2 separate regions of the Homo sapiens genome follow, and region 1 is linked to region 2. Evidence: chromatin contacts called from ENCODE Hi-C or POLR2A ChIA-PET data. All regions are on one chromosome and are shown on one strand. The core of a region is the stretch at or near the end of the contact, and the rest is flanking DNA. Distances in the headings are between cores, read along the strand shown. Region 1 has its middle 74 kb from the start of LINC02295. Region 2 has its middle 270 kb from the start of LINC02914.

Evidence for each region. A loop is a pair of places that touch in the nucleus more often than their neighbours do. ChIA-PET counts read pairs that join two places held with the same protein, here RNA polymerase II (POLR2A). Pooled maps may share reads with other maps.
Region 1: a map of CD8-positive, alpha-beta T cell shows a loop between it and region 2 (2.0-fold over the local background). The contact joins two enhancer-like sites. A Hi-C loop is called at or near these places in 3 of 168 maps with a recorded cell type or tissue (CD4-positive, alpha-beta T cell, CD8-positive, alpha-beta T cell and naive thymus-derived CD4-positive, alpha-beta T cell) and 2 of 50 pooled maps. POLR2A ChIA-PET finds 5 or more read pairs at or near these places in 1 of 52 experiments (CD4-positive, alpha-beta T cell).

What each region holds. Positions count from the first base shown.
Region 1 is chr14:98,207,131-98,212,923 of GRCh38, reverse strand. No RefSeq gene overlaps it. Among named protein-coding and RNA genes, the nearest start is that of LINC02295, 74 kb to the right of the region's middle. Within about 2 kb of position 2,508, at least 3 of the 41 ENCODE cell types and tissues checked have a DNase peak (open chromatin) inside an H3K27ac peak, as active enhancers do; they include CD4-positive, alpha-beta T cell and CD8-positive, alpha-beta T cell, where a contact is called at or near this core.
Region 2 is chr14:98,441,495-98,447,353 of GRCh38, reverse strand. No RefSeq gene overlaps it. Among named protein-coding and RNA genes, the nearest start is that of LINC02914, 270 kb to the left of the region's middle. RefSeq lists an enhancer at 1,190-1,691. Within about 2 kb of position 3,118, at least 2 of the 41 ENCODE cell types and tissues checked have a DNase peak (open chromatin) inside an H3K27ac peak, as active enhancers do; they include CD4-positive, alpha-beta T cell and CD8-positive, alpha-beta T cell, where a contact is called at or near this core.

The DNA of each region.
Region 1 (5,793 bases), core at 1,259-3,758, 230 kb after region 2:
GCCCATTAATCATGAAATATTGATTGGGGATTGAAAGTATGAAACAGGTTCCATGACACATGGGTTTGTTTTGTTGGTCCGAAGTGTTAAGTAACACAGGAGCCATGTTAACATTCATCTCCTACTCTTCTTTTGTTAGCAGGTTAGTGCTCACCCAATTCACATATCCTCAGGTTTATGAATTATTAATCAAAAGAGCTAAAAAGTCAATCCAATCTGGTTAGATACAGTAATACTTGTGGCTTCCAAACTTTTAAATAATGAATGGTTTCATCACTTCCCCAGTGGATGTCAAGCAAGGAGAATGTCTGGAATCAAAATCCCACTGGGTAACGAAAGAAACATAGTGAAGGAAAGTAGTAATTTTTAATAATAGTAACTCCAACCTATTGTATCATCACTGCCACTCTCCAGAGAGATCATTTCAGAATGGGAAGGAGAGATGGCTTGAAAAAAGGGCTTTATGGGATCAAATATTCCCAGAAAAAGTGTTATAACATAAGGGAGTAGGTAGAGAATAAGAATACATCCACACCAATAAGTTGTAATGTTAAAAATGCATGCCTTTTAGTGTTCCTAATTCTTCAAAAGAAAAACACATCTTTAATTATTTCTTATGTTGGAGGAATTCTCTAATAAACTTCTCCTCATGTTCGGGAACTTGGAGAAGAAACATAGAATAAAAGGCAGAAATAAATGGTGTATTTAGATTGACCAAATTATTGTCAACAATAGGACTTAGTGCGGAAAGGGAGGTGTTCAGTAGGTAATAATAGAAAGAAAAGACCAACTCAGAAATAATTGGTTTTATGAGCATGGGAACGTGATAGAGAAATGGGGATGGTAATTAAGACCTAAGAGAAGAAGAAATAGTATTACGAAGTGTTGATGCATGACAAAGGATGAATTGGTGAAGCCATGCTGGAAATAAATAAAAAACTAACGGTTTCAGAACCCTCTACTGGGTTTCAGATAATTCTGTTGGGTCACTTTTGCCCTTAGGTGGGAGCACAAATGAAGATTAAACCAGGGTTGGCTGAGACTTGGATCATTTGCTGAATGTTTGGTGTTCAATTTATTCTGCCCATTCTAATTCACGCTAAACATTCTCATTCACTTAGAATATTTCATTTCACTCTGACATTCCCATTCACATTGAAACTTCCAAATCCCTCCAAAAGTTCCAAGTCACCAGTGTTAGAAATCACTGGCTATACTTAGGCTTCTATTATATGTATTCGACTAAGTGATTGTGTTGTCCTGGGGGAAGATATCTGTACAAGGAACATAGAAAACAGGAAGCAGAGTGTGCCCTTATTGTTAACTAGGCTTTTACCCCAAATCTCACTGAGGAGCTCGTTGGTGAAATGTGCTCAAACACGTGTAGGTTAATGACAAGTCCAAAGGCCTGTTATTTTTTTTTTCTTCCTCCAAAAACTATGGTTACCATATAAAACACAAGTCATCCAGTTACATTTGAATTTCAAATGAGCAAGATATTTTTGAGTACAAATGTGACCTAAATATTGTGTATGCATACTGAGAAAAAAATATTTGTTGGTCTTCTAAAATTCTAATTTAACTGGGCATCCTATATTTTTATTTGCAATCTTACTCTAAACCCAAACTCAGATCTGAAGGTATCACCATACTCCAAAGTTAATCCACACAGAAAAAATCTTAGTGACAGTGCCTCATATATAAATGAATTTGAGGTTTAACATATGTTCCCATTGCATCCTCTTCCTCCTTTTCTGTTATCCTCCCTTTTTTTCTTCCTTTCATTTTTTTTTTTTTTCTGAGCAGGTGTATCTGGAATTGCGCTACACATGAAGATTTACAAATGAATTAGACCCATCCCTTTTCTTGGAATAGCTCCTAGTCTTTTGGGAAAGAAAGGCATGCATCTATCCATTGTACAAAACAAAATGCTTTAATAGAATTTCTATCCATCCATCCATCCATCCATCCATCCATTCATCCATCCATCCATCCATCCTCCATCTGAACTCTGATTCATGGAAGAACAACTTACTGATTCTGCTCAAGGAGAAACCTTGGCACACTGTGACAATGTATCTTGAAAACAGACCTCCCATTTTTTTGGATGGTAAAACTGAGTCTTAGAGAAGTTACCCAACTGCAGAGTAGCCGGGTAAGTGGCAGATTCAGGTTATAAATCCCAATCCTTAGCCTCGATATGCAGGACAAAGCTCAACCTGCTCAGCCCCACTTTTCTTCTGCCGTTTTTTTGTCCCCTCTTTCTCACAGAACCTCTACTACCTCATGTGCCAAGGCTCACACGTCTCTCTTGGGTGACATCTGTGGTGGGCGCCGTGACTCCTGTCACCTGTGCGGGGGGCCCGGGCTGCCTCCTCCCCTCCCCCGCCTTCCTCGCCCTGGGCCTGACCGCAGGGGCTGAGTGTCTGGCCTCTGCACACCACTTTCTCAGCAGGGCACTTCCTCCCTGCACGCTGCTCCTGCAAGTTGTTTATCTCTCACAAGGATAGTAACAAAGATCGTATCGGTGAAACTCTGTCTGGGCACAGATGTCTGGCTCCCTGGCAGCTCTTCATCACCCTGCTGTGCCTCACCTTCCAGAAGTCTCCTTCCTCCTCCCCCTGGAGCCCCCTTCTTCCACACTGTGGATGATTAGTTGAAACACAGCAGGGCAGAGCAGGCAGCTGCACTGCTCCACTGAGAGTCTTGGAGCTGCCAGGAGCCAAGGCCCTTCCAGGCCTTCCAGCAACTGTTTAAACACTGGTTGCCCCTGGGCCAGGCATTAGAAGGGGACAGACAGGGAGGTCACAGGGACCCCAGATGGTAGTGAGGATAGCAGCTTGTTGAAGGATGGAAAGGAAAAGAGAGATGGGGCGGACCACGTGACTAATTTAAAATGCCCCAAGTTGGTGGTCTGGGTGCAGAGTCTTCAGATGTGCACTGTCCAGCAAGGCCTTCAGCAGTGATGGAAACATTCCCTTTCTGGGCTGTCCAAGATGGCAGCCACCTGCCCCAGGAGGCTATTGTGAACCTGAGGTATAGTGGGTATGACTGAGGAATGGGATTTTTAACTTTATTTATTTGAATTACTTTGAATGTAAGTAACCACATGTGGCTAGTAGCTAACAAATTAGAGAGCACAGTTTCACAATGTGCTGCCAGACGCCCATGTCGAAGGTGCAACCCTTCAGGCTGACGGACTAGCTCCTTTCTGACCTCTGCTAATATGAAGAGAAGTCCTTGGCTTCTTTGCTCTTGATTTATTAGTTCAGTTTCTCTATATTTAAAGTAAGATTAATAATTCTTGCCTCACCTTCTTAACAATGTGTCAGGAAAATCCAATAAAATAATGAAATAATTGATCATTTTAGCTCACAGCTTTAACATAAGCATCACCACCTTGGCAGGACGCTGCTGTGTGATCTTCCTGTACATTTCTCCCTGGCAATGCCCACAATGATTGTTTAAGATATTTGCACATGTGCAAAGCTCAAAACAAATGCAAGAAACATTCCAATACTTATGTATTGTTTTCTATTACTGAACGTGGAGAGTTGGCCTGGTGATGTGGGTGGAGTGCCCTGGGTGTCTGACCAACCTGAGTCTCAATCCCATATTTTCAGAAGACTACCAGCAGACAGGTCACTTAACCTCTTGGATATCCCACCCCCCATTGGTGAAAGCAAATCCTGATATTCATGGCATGGAAGCTGTCAGGAGAAATGAGAGGAGGTCCTGTCTTTGAGGCATCAAACGCAGTACCCAGGGTACCCACTAAAGGTCAGTGCCTGACCTTCCCATTGGAAAACAAGGGGATTGTGATGAAACATTTAGGACAAATGGTAGCCTTTGAATGCCTCGACGAAGGGCTACTGGGAACATTGCGAAGGCAAGTTCTGCAAATCTGAATGCAGCTCTTATTGGGTGCAAAAAGGACTTCTACTGTTTTCAAACCCCTGTCAAATGCCATGACATTTCTAGACTTAAGTCACTCATCTCCACTGGGTTTATTTACAAGTAGCAAAGCAAAGTTTCCGGCTTCTAAGGAAAGAGGCTTCTAAAATCATATTAAAAAGACCTCAAAAGGTTTCCTAGACATCAAACAGCCCTTAAAATAATATTTCGATGATTTGATTGTAAATAAATCAGGAACATGTGGATTAAATTTCAATCAAAATATGCATGACTTTTAAAATCAAGGGATCGGACAGAGGACTTGGCACAATGCACTTTGGGGCTTTATTGAACTCAGAGCATTTGAGAAATGCTTTGTGACATGGGACAGGGCTCAGATGGGTGCACCAGCCCCTGCTTCTTCATATACACCAAAGGAAATTGTAGCTGGGAAGGGAGTTTCCAGCTTTCAGGAGATCTGATTTGGAATGGCCTTGATGTCCTCTTACCCAGGGGCAGCCCCAAAGCACATGAGCCTCACACATTTTCTGAAAGCTGAAAGGGGAGCACCAAAGTCCACCTTGATGGCAAAGCAAGCAAGAGAAGTGAAACTTTGGGGGTAATTTTGTTTCTTCAAGTCCACAAAGAGGACAAGGCTGTCTGTCTAGTCACTGGGTGGTGACACTGAATTCACCTTCCAGCTGCTGCTGAAAGCAGACCTGCAGGGCTAAGGGACCCATGGACATGGGTCCAGGATGACCAATAAGTCTCTTCACACACATGTGCAGATACACAGGGACACACTCTCACACACACACAGATGCATAAGTGCATACACACAGGCAAACGTGAGCAAAGGAGGAAGTAGATTTGGGAGACTGTCTACATGCTGCTGGACCCAATCCACTCTCTTCTTCCTTTTGATCATGGACCCTTTCCTCCCATTCTCTAAATGAATTCAAGCCAGCAAGTTACAGTAGAAATGAGGGATCTTTCCTCTTCTCTCCTCCCCTCCCCCTCTCTCCCTTCTTTCCCTTCCCTCCCTCCATCCCTCTCTCTCTTTCCCTTTCTCCCCTCTGCCCCTCTTCTCTCTCTTCCCTTCTTTCCCTTCCCTCCCTCCGTCCCTCTCTCTCTTTCCCTTTCTCCCCTCTGCCCCTCCCTCTCTCCTTTCTTTGCTTTATGCACTCCATTGCTTCTTATGAGCCTTTCTCCTATGCAAACCCAGGCTTTATAATGCATCCTGTTCAAATCAATCCCAAATGTCCTTTCCTACTCAAGGGAAGCCCAGGTTCCTGCTAGTTCTCACCCCTACTGCTTGACACTGGCTGCCCCCTCTGGCAGGCAGTTGATGGCTGCTGCAAGCCGCGTGGCACGCCGTGCACAATGGGAGACCCCAGGTTCAAGCAGGAGTGCAGCTGAGTCTGAGGCTCCCAGCAGTGAAGCTGACGATTGGACTTTCTCGGTGGTGTGAGACTTGTATGCACACGGCTTGCCTGAGGACGCCAAGCCTCAGAGCCTGAGCATGGTTTGAGAGGAGGGACAGGGTTGAACTAGACCAGCTACATACAGGCTCCTAGGCACCTGAATGACCCCATCCGCAGGTTGCTCGGTTGCTCCCAAGTGCACAGAATCTGAAGACCTGAGACTTGGGCTGCTGCATTTACAGTTGAGTGACTGTCAGACAAGGTAGCTCTCAAGGACCTCAGGTTCTTCATTTCCTGCAAGAGAATTTTAGAGAAATTGGACCACAGGGTTCCTTGGATGGACAAAGAAACCTGTGTCTAAAACAAGGCAGTGTATAGTTGTCAGTCATTACCATCATGGGTGGTGTGGGCAGGGTGTCCATGTGACAGGGGCCTTCTTCAGCTGCCTGCAGTGGTGATCCTCACTGCAGGCACC
Region 2 (5,859 bases), core at 1,869-4,368:
GGTTCCCACATCACCCCTAATCCCGCTTGAAGCAGCCCTGAGAAACATCTCCCATTATCTCTCCATACCACCCCCAAAAAATTTTCGCTACCCCAACACTTTACAACTATTTCATTTTATTTTTCTTATTAATATAAGAAGACAGGAATGTCAGGCCTCTGAGCCCAAGCTAAGCCATCATATCTCCTGTGACCTGCACATACACATCCAGATGGCTGGTTCCTGCCTTAACTGATGACATTCCACCACAAAAGAAGTGAAAATGACCTGTTCCTGCCTTAACTGATGACATTACCTTGTGAAATTCCTTCTCCTGGCTCATCCTGACTCAAAAGCTCCCCCGCTGAGCACCTTGTGACCCCCCCACCCTTGCCCGCCAGAGAACAACCCCCTTTGACTGTAATTTTCCTTTACCTACCCAAATCCTATAAAATGGCCCCACCCCTATCTCCCTTTGCTGACTCTCTTTTCAGACTCAGCCCGCCTGCACCCAGGTGAAATAAACAGCCTTGTTGCTCACACAAAGCCTGTTTGGTGGTCTCTTCACATGGACACGAGTGAAAGTTACCATGCTTGGTCCTGCTTCCCACTGTTATAATAGGTAGATTGGCAGATAAGAGCAGGACAAGAAAGGGCCCCGAAGAAGATCAGATGATTCCCAGATGACTGTCTTGTGATTGTCAGGTGGGCTCCTCAGGCATTATAAGGTAAGTGGTCACAACTGGGGGAAAAATTCCTGAGAAACAGGAAACATCTTGAGCTTGTGGGCAACAACTACCCAATAAGATCCTAGAAACTGAATCTTATTGGGAACCTTCATAATAAGGGTACCTTCATAACAAGGTACAGCAGACTGGGGGGTTTACACAATGGAAATTGATTTTCTTGTAGCTCCAAAGTCTAAATGTTCAAGATTAAGGTGTCAGCAAGGTTGATTTTTTTCTGAGGTCTCTCTCCTTGGGTGGTAGATGGCTGTGTTTTTGTCTGTGTCTTCACATGGTTTTCAAGTCTTCATGTCCTCACATGTCTTCAAGTGAGGTTGACCTAGGGCCCACTCTGAGGACCTCATTCTAACCTAATTACATCTTTAAGGCCCTATCTACAAATACAGGCACACTCTAAGGTCATCTTCTTCAACATATGAATTGAGAGGCAGGGGCACAATTCAGCTTATAACAGGTGTCATTACTCCCATTTTACTAATGAGGAAACTGAGGTAGCGTATTTTGCCTAAAGTCACACAGTGAGCTGGGATTGGAAACTGGATCTGTCTGAGACCAAAACCCACACCCCACCCTCCAAGCTGTATCGCTCATCCTGAATAAGGCAAAGTCAGGGCAGCCAACCCAACTTGAATCTTTAAAGGGAAAGCTGAGATGGGCCCCAGAGGACAGGAGATAAAGGGAATTGAATGCTGATTGCTGGCAGGGGTGTGGGAGGAGCTGCAGGACAGGCATTATGCAAGCAGAGATGGGAACATGGCTGTGGATTCCGTGTACCTTCTCAGACCAGCTGGTGCATGGTGCACTGATTTAGAGCTCCTTAAACATCCTAGGTGGAGACAGATCTAAAAGAAAGCTGCTCTTCTTGTGTTCCTGTGAGAGAAAGCTGCTTGCTAGCTGGAAAGACAGGGGATACTGTGGAGGGAGAGTGAGAAGAAGCCCAGTTCCTTCCCACATTACAGACCCTACGCTAATACAACAATAGGAGGTCGACCCATTGCTAATTGTTCTGGGAGGAGAAAGAGTGAGCATCACACGAATGTACAGGCACACAAGAGATGTAATAAACACAGTCTAACATATCACCAGCTCCCATACAGGGCTGATTTGCAATTGTAAATCCATTGGTAGCGTGCATGAATGCTAAGAACGTCGGAGTGCCGGGCTGTGAATTTGCCAAGGAAACTGGCGTGCTTTTCTACAAGAGAAGAAGTATATACCCTGTGGAAAATTATTTTTTTTCCTGTGCAATTAGGTCTGTCTCTCCATTTAAATCATTTTTAATAATCTCCTGATCAGTGCTGTATTTTTAACTGTGAATAATATAACTCTACATTTACACTAAACATAAACCATTGAACAAAAAGTATTTTATAAACTGGAACTTACCTTCCCTTAAATAATGGCTCCAAATAAGTGATTTCATGCAAGCAAGACAATCCAATTAAGCTGCTATCTTTGGAGCCGTAGGACTACATTGTTTAGCCCCACAGAGCAGGGATGGCCATACTACATCCATCGGGCCAAGTCCAGCCCATTGTTTTTGTAAATAAAGTTTTATTGGAACAGAACTACATCCATTTGGTTGGGTACTGTCTACAGCTACTTTTGCGTTACAACAGTAGAACTGAGTAGTTGCAGCAGCTATAGTATGGCTGGCAGAGCCTTGTATTTCTAGCTAGCCCTGTACAGAGAAAGTTTGCCCATCCCTGCCTTAGAGCCTTATGTCAGCAGGGTCCCTTCTCCATCCCAGGAAGCTCTTCCAGTGGAATCATACGAGGATGTGTCCAAGGCTCTCTTGAATCTGGTTCTGGTTCTAGTTGGCTCAGAACATCCAGTAACTAATAATGCTGTGACTACCATGGTTTGTTCCTGATGGTGTATTGGACTCAACTATCAACAGCAGTTCATAACTCAGAAGAGTCAGGGAAACCACTATAAAAAGACAAAATTGTAAAACGAGCACATATCCCTGTTGTTGGATGTTGGCACTGGTTCTAGGCCCACTTTGTGTTCAGACCCAGTCCTCGCTTGGGCCTCATTGAGCTCTCTCTCTGGGAGGGTTGACTTTTGCTGGTTCTTCTCCAGGTTTTACACTGGTCAGCTGCTTTCCACCTGAATGTGGCCATTGACAGCCCTGGGCAAGCAACCTGGCAGCAGGTGGAAGGGAGAAGCTAGACTACTTCTCTTCTTTCTCTCTGTCTCTTTGCCTTGGGTATATCTGTGGTAACAGCTTTATTTACTCTCAAGCAGGTTAAGCATTCGTCTAAGACTTTCTATCTAGGAAATGAAAGAGCCGAGACTCCAACTCTGCCATGGCTGTTTTTAAAGGCTCTGTTCTTTGCCACACCTGGTTGTTTTTCAGAGAGTGAGTGACCTCAGAATGCCACCCCCACTTCCTGCCCAGAGGTACCCAGCAAAGGTGAGGTGAAAAGAGCCCTTTAGTAAAATTACCATGGAGGGAGAGTAGAAAGCAAACTAGAGCAGCATGCAGGTTGGAGGCAAGGAGGCAAGTCAAGGTTCTCCAGAGGAACTTCTGGAACAAAGTTAGGACCATCAGTTGCACCCAGGCACATGTATTGTTCTATGCACTGTGCTTCCTTTAGCTTCTAGCTTCCTTGCCAAGATGACCTTCAAAGCATGGTTATCAATGAGGTGGGGCGGGGGGTGATGTCCCCGGGGGTGGGGAAGCAGTTTTGCCCCCAATCCTGAGGATATTTTGCAGTCTGGAGACATTTTTGGTTGTCACATTGGGTGGGTGCTGCTACTAGCACCTAATGGGTGGAGGTCGGGGATACTGCTAAACATCCTGTAATGCCCAGGACAGGCCCCACAGCAAAGGGTTCCATGCATTTGGGCCCCAAATGTCAATAGTGCTGAGGTTGAGCCACTTTCAGATTCAGAGTATTCACCTGACAGCATAAAGTAATTGTGGCCCGGCAAGGTTAATGAAATGAAGATTCCTGGAATAGTCCAGGAAAATATGTCCCCAGTGGAAGATATTCTTCCTCTATGGTTTACATTATGTGCCAGATCCCCTTCTCACACATATGTAAATTATTTGAATCCCTTCTTTTTCAGTAACTTCAAGTGGCTAACCACATTTCATTGTGAATTTCAATACCAGTTTACCTAGGAAAATGTATTCCAGATACATCAAAAGGAGCTGAATGAAAAATATCATGTGTATCCTTTTTATAAGTTTAAAGTCAGATTGTAATGTATTAGCAATAGATAGAATACTTTAGACTTTTCTTTTTTGGTCAAATCATGTTTGATTTGGTTAATCTCAGTTGAACAGGAATTTAACACCAGGTCTTTTAAGTGAAATCATTTCTATATTAATGAGATCCAGAGTGATTCAACTAAAAAAATGATTAAAAAACTAAAGTGTCCCCTTGCTGTTATTCAAATGAATGGAAGGAAAGAGGTGGTATTTTTGAAGCTCACTCTCTCTCTCTCTCTCCCTCTCCCTACCATCTTTTTCCCAGCCTAATTGACTTGGATCTGGCTCATCTTGAGTAGGTTATGTTTTCTTATTGTAACAGCCTTTCCCCAGCAAAATCATTCCCCTCACTAATGAGCTCCATCCTCCTATGATAGGGAGAGAGTTTTAAAAACACCCACTGTTCTCACTCTTTCATTTGAATAGCACCAAAGGGGCACCTTTTCCCATCATTTCTATCAGAGAGATAGGGTTGGATCTCATTAATAAAGAGATGATTTTACTCCAAAGAGCCCTCAGCATTGAGCCCTAACCTAGATTAGAACTTTGTTAAACACTGAGCCCCAGCCATTGAAAGGTCCTCCTGAGCTGTACCCACACCCAGTGTCACCAGAGCCGAGATTTCACCCATTGAAGGAATGGACAGCCAGGGTCAGGCTGTGCCCTCAGTTCCCAAACCTGCAGATCCTATGATGCTCTTTGCCTGACAGGTCTTTCACCTTTAATCAGCTGTATTTCACCTGTATTTCACAGTGGTCTTCTCAGACCTGACCCTTCAAACCCAGGGGCCTTCCACAAGCCATGCAGCTCGGACTGAGATGTAGGGGAAGGACTCCAGCAGAAGGGTTTCCCAGCCCTGTCTTCACTCCCACTCTCTGCTCCCTGTCACCATGCCTTGCCATCGTTCTTCTGGGTCTCAATTTCTATTCCTTCATAGCCCAGTTCACTCCCAAACTCCTGTCTCTGGCCTGCTAATTGCAGCAGACCCTCTGCCCCTGGGGTAATGAGAGGCAGGTTAGATGCATAGCCCAAGACACCAATGGCCCCAGAGAGCCGCTGACTTTGCATGAGTCCTCTCTTAGCCACCCTCATCTTTCAGGTGCCCTGAGAGCTTGGGAGAAAGCAGAGCCTGGTGGTTAGCATGTGGGCTCTACAGTATCCCAATTTGGGTCCAATCTTGCCATTCATGACCTTAGATACATGCCTTATATTGGAAAAGGTTATGTGTTTCTTGTGTTTCTGCACATCTTATGAATAAGGCACTGACTGCTCCTTGTTCAGGTCTATCTGTCTAAAGTTGTTTATAGGATAGTGTTTCCCTCTAGAGGAAAGAGCTAGCAGCCTTACTGTTAATTATAAAACATTTGGGTTTCCTAAGCTCAGAGATCCTCTCTTGTAATACGGGGAATTGCATATGAAGGTGTCACTTGGCTCTCTTTGTGTCATCCTGTGAGAATTGGAGCTTATGGGGAAGGTGCAAGAAATACTGATGCTCTGGCTACTTCTATAACTGTGATTAAAAAACTGTTCTGTATCTCTGACCCAGGAAGCTTGTGTCTTCCGCCAGCATCCATGAAACTGCGACAGGCTCACTTGTTAGCTGTTTCACAGTTCTTGACAACTTGCTTATTTTGAGCTTCAGCTTTCTATGTGTAAAATGGGAGAATAATAAGAATACTGCTATAAACTAAACATTTACATTTCTCTAAAATTTGTATGTTGAAATCCTAACCCCTAATGTGATGGCATTAGGAGGTGGAGGTCTTTGCAAGGGTGGAACCTTGAAAATGGGATTAGTGGCCTTATAAAAGAGACCCTAGAGAGCTCATTTGCCCCTTCTGCCATGTGAGAAAACAGGGAGAAGGTTCCATCTATGAAACAGAAAAGAAACATTCACTAGACAGTGAATCT